Regions from separate parts of the Homo sapiens genome. Here region 1 is linked to region 2. A link is a loop called in an ENCODE intact Hi-C map of the cell type or tissue named here. Cell type or tissue: HCT116. All regions are shown on one strand.

Region 1 (2,500 bases), 120 kb before region 2:
AGGTTGCAGTGAGCCGTGATAGCACCACTGCACTACAGCCTGGGAGACACAGCAAAACCCTGTCTCAAAAAAAAAAAAAGAAAGGCCAGGCGCGGTGGGTCACGCCTGTAATCCCAGCACTTTGGGAGGCCGAGGCGGGCGGATCACCTGAGGTTGGGAGTTCAAGACCAGCCCGACCAACATGGAGAAATCCCGTCTCTACTAAAAATACAAAATTAGCCAGGTGTGGTGGTGCATGCCTGTAATCCCAGCTACTTGGGAGGCTGAGGCAGGAGAATCACTTGAACCCAGGAGGCAGAGGTTGCGGTGAACCGAGATCATGCCATTGTACTTCAGCCTGGGCAACAAGAGCGAAACTCCATCTCAAAAAAAAAAAAAAAAAAAAGAGAGAGAGGAGAAGCAAGGAAGGCAGAAGGAGAGGGCAGGAGGAGGGACAGGGATAGGGCCATAGCAGGTTGTGTTGACTATGGACATACACAGCCCAGATCCCCCTATGAGGAAGGCCCAGGTAAGAGAGTGCTGTAAGCACACAGCCCTCAAATGCCAGCCCCTTCAGAGTCTGCCTCAGTCACAGAGACACATCTCACCCCAAATCACACTGTCCTGGGGATGGCCAACATTCAATGACTGATTGAGACAAGGCTATAAAGGACTGGTCACCTTGGCCCAACTTGGGACAATTTTGAAGGGCAATTTAGCTCTAGAACTCCCTGTAGGTAGGTCAAAGCTGTCTTTGGGCCTGCATCACAGCTCAGAGTCTCCCTCTGGCCACTTCTGCTTCCTTCCTCTCCTTTCTACAGTATTGATTCCAAGTGCTCTCCTTAATAAACATCCTGTACACTAACTCAGTTTCATTGTTCACATCACAGGGAACCCAACTTATGACATGGATCATTAATGCTTATTAAGAAACTTGGAGGCCAGGCACAGTGACTCACACCTATAATCCCAGCAATTTGGGAGGCCAAGGCAAGGGGATCACTTGATCCCAGAAATTCAACACCAGCCTGGGCAACATAGTGAGATCCCATCTCTTCAAAAAATAGTAATAATAATAATTAAAAATTTTAAAAAAGAAACTTGGACTTAAAGCTTCCCTGGGATTTTAAACAAAGTTCCCTTCCCACAACACGTCATTATCACCATAGGTGCTCCCCTTCAAAATGATACTGTCAGACACAAGAGGCACTGTCTCACTTACCCCAGCAACCACGCCTACATAGTGGCTACATAGGAAAGAAGTCCAACTCTGCCCTTCAGTTTTCCCTAAAGGTGACCGAACTGTGTGAGGAGAGGAAAGTATGCCTTCTACAGAACACCCATCACTCAGCCACACCCATTCACCTATTCATTTATTCATTTAAGAAACATGTCTTGGACATATGCTAAGTCACTATGCTAACTTGGTCACTTTTTGCCCTGGTGTTTTTTTGTTTTTGTTTTTGCTTTTGTTTTTTTGAGATGGAGTTTTGCTCTTGTTGCCCCGGCTGGAGTACAATGGCACGATCTCGGCTCACTGCAACCTCCGCCTCCCAGGTTCAAGTGATTCTCCTGCCTCAGCCTCCCGAGTAGCTGGGATTACAGACACCCGCCACCATGCCCAGCTAATTTTCGTATTTTTAGTAGAGATGGAGTTTCACCATGTTGGCCAGGCTGCTCTTCAACTCCTGACCTCCAGTGATCCACCCTCCTTGGCTTCCCAAAGTGCTAGGATTACAGGTGTGAGCCACCGCACCCAGCCCCTGTGCTAACTTTTAAGATTATTTTAGAATGCTCAACTACGGTCATAGAAAAAAAATAGATTAAAATAAACTTTAATCATAGGAACACCAACGTTTGTGGTTTGCTTTGGAATTCCTTAGCTGTTATCTGATTCCAAACACCCTAAGTGTACCTTTGTTTGCAGCTTGGGTTCCCATATGGTACTTGCAGAGAAAGACAAGGCCATCCCAAGGGCTGTCAGAACTCTTTTCAATTACAGTTGCTATTGAGAATTCATAAATAGGCATTCTGGACTCCTTTATTTGTGTGATAAATTCATGGATTATGAGATACAACATGGAAATTCTTGGTTCCAAAAACAAACTAGAAGGATTTGTCCCAAAGTAGTATTGAGTTCAACAACTTTTCTTTGCTTTTATTATTTTTTTAATTGATGTGTAATAATTATACATATGTTGGGGTACATGTGGTATTTAGATATATGTATATAATATGTAATGATCAAGTCAGGGTAACTGGCATATCCATCACCTCAAACATTTATCTTTTTTTTTTTTTTTTTTTGAGAACATTCAAAATCTGTTCTTGGCTGGGTGTGGTGGCTCAAGCCTGTAATCCCAACACTTTGGGAGGCCAAGGCGGGTGGATCACCTGAGGTCAGGAATTCGAGACCAGCCTGACCAATGTGGCAAAACCCTGTCTCTACTAAATGTACAAAAAAAAAAAATTACCTGGGCGTGGTGGCGCACGCCTGTAGTCCCAGCTACTCGGGAGGGTA
Region 2 (2,500 bases):
TGAACTCCCGCACTAGGACCAACAGACCAAAGCAAAATAAAGTCACTCATGTGGAAGTTCCATACCACCAAAAAGCCAAGAAATCTTTTGACCTTCCAAGAAATCAGGAGAGAGATAATAGCCAAATCCCCAAATAGTCCCCTTTGCTTTAACCTTTACAAGGAAAGTAACTTTCTTTTTCTTTTCTTTTTTTTTTTTTTTTTTGAGACAGTCTTTCTCTGTTGCCCAGGCTGTAGTGAGGTGGTGCGATCTCGGCTCACTGCGACCTCCACCTCCTGAGTTCAAGCAATTCTCCTGTCTCAGCCTCCTGAGTAGGTGGGATTACAGGCATGCACCACCATGCCTGGCTAATTTTTGTATTTTTAGTAGAGACGGGGTTTTGCCATGTTGGCCGGGCTGGTCTTGAACTCCTGACCTCATGTGATCCGCCCGCCTCAGCCTCCCAAAGTGCTGGGATTACAGGCATGAGCCACCGCGCCTGGACTGGAAAGTAACTTTCAAACAACCAATCTGCTTTCTGTTCCCTGTATCTGCTTTCCTCAGCCAGGTTCTGTCTATAATAAAGCCAACCTCCTCTGCTCAGCCCATCAGAACACTGATTTTACTTTATAGAATGAGATGTTGCCTGATTCTAGAATCACAAATTAGAGCCAATTATGATCTTTAAACTAAATCTGTTGCAATTTTGTTTTTTGACAATGCCAAAGAATAGATCGTTTTGCCTAAAATGTATCCAGAATGTATCCACAAATGAATTAAAAAGCAATCATTTCTCTAAAGTCTTTGAGGGCTGAGAAAGAAGTTTTTAGCATTTTTCCCTTCCATCTTGGGATAATATGCCCTTGTCATTACCTTACAGAAGTTGGCTGTATAATGTATTTTTCTAGTGTGGATTTTTTCTTTACCAGTAGTGAAAAAGCTGTCATTTTGTTGGCTGAGTGACGAGTGGTTTAATGCGTTAATTTTATACACAAACTTTACAAAGCACTATAACCCTCAGGATGTGTTCAAAAGAGTGTTTTTTATTATTATTATTCCCATTTTAAATAGTGTATTTTTTTTTTCAGTCAGCATTAATACTTTTTTTTTTTGAGATGGAGTCTCACTCTGTCGCCCAGGTTGGAGTGTAATGGCGCGATCTCAGCTCTTTGCAACCTCCATCTCCAGGGGTAAAGTGATTTCTCCTGCCTCAGCCTCCCGAGCAGCTGGAACTACAGGCATGGCGGTACATGCTAATTTTTTTTTTTTTTTTGAGGCGGAGTCTCGCTCTGTCGCCCAGGCTGGAGTGCAGTGGTGCGATCTCGGCTCACTGCAAGCTCCGCCTCCCGGGTTCACACCATTCTTCTGCCTCAGCCTCCTGAGTAGATGGGACTACAGGCGCCCGCCACCACGCCCGGCTAATTTTTTGTAGTTTTAGTAGAGACGGGGTTTCACTGTGTTAGCCAGGATGGTCTCAATCTCCTGACCTCATGATCTGCCCGCCTCGGCCTCCCAAAGTGCTGGGATTACAGGCGTGAGCCACCGCACCGGGCTTAATTTTTGTATTTTTTAGTAGAGATGGGGTTTCACCATATTGGCCAGGCTGGTCTCGAGCTCGTGACCTCAGGTGATCTGCCCACCTCGGCCTCCCAAAGTGCTGTGATTACAGGCGTGAGCCACCGGGCCCAGCCAGTATTAATAAATACTTTCATTGTGAACACTGGTATCTTCTCTATGACTACACTAGAATATAATTCCAAAAGTTTATGAGTAATTTATTTGAAATAGAGAATATATTCTCTTTAATCCATAATGAAGCTATCACGAAGCCTGATCATCCCTTCCTGATCTCTAGCTTTCCTCAAGGTCTCGTCTTTGGAAACGTCAGTTGTTGAAAACAATTTAGTGAGAATTGAGAAAAACAAAAAGCTGACAGGACAACAACCAGAACATTTCCCACTCCCTGAACAATCTTACCTCCCCACCTTGGCTACACCTGTCACACCCTGCTAGATATCTACACTGAATCATCTACATATTCACCCACTCCCAAACAACTGCCTCTGTCTTTGAAGCTACCCAAAAGAAAAAGACAAAATTCAGGCTCGCTTTATCCCTTCCCCTTCCTTTTCTCTCACAGGTAGACATCCTTTCTCTACTTGAATACCTGGCAACACTTGTCCCTTACAGGATAAAGTCTTTACAAAATAAAGTCTAAATTTCTGGCACACTGCAGTGTGTGGCAAATTTTGTTGTAAAGTACCAGATAGTAAATATTTTAGGGTTTGTTAGCCATCTATGGTCTTCGTCCCATATTCTTTTTTTTTTTCCCAACAATTCCCTAAAAATGTAAAAACAGTTCTCTACACAGACTCCACAAAAATAGGAGTGGGGAATATTTGACCTACAAGTCTTGGTTTGCTGATCCCCGTGTTGAGGAAAAGAGTCAAATTCTGTAAAATATTTGAAGAGATGGATTCCAAGCCAAAGCCCTAAGCAGTTTCCAGCTTGAGTTTTGCTT

The links. A loop is a pair of places that touch in the nucleus more often than their neighbours do. Peaks named below come from ENCODE experiments on the same cell type or tissue, not always from the same donor. Only the 100,000 strongest peaks of a DNase experiment are listed, where the experiment ranks them.
Region 1: it touches region 2 in a loop (6-fold over the local background); 2 of 110 quality-filtered maps call a loop at or near these places.

The regions. Positions count from the first base shown.
Region 1 is chrX:44,431,919-44,434,418 of GRCh38, forward strand. No RefSeq gene overlaps it. Among named protein-coding and RNA genes, the nearest start is that of EFHC2, 89 kb to the left of the region's middle. In HCT116, no CTCF peak of the experiment used is centred here; a DNase peak (open chromatin) is centred at 983.
Region 2 is chrX:44,550,996-44,553,495 of GRCh38, forward strand. No RefSeq gene overlaps it. Among named protein-coding and RNA genes, the nearest start is that of FUNDC1, 9.4 kb to the left of the region's middle. In HCT116, no CTCF peak of the experiment used is centred here; no DNase peak of the experiment used is centred here.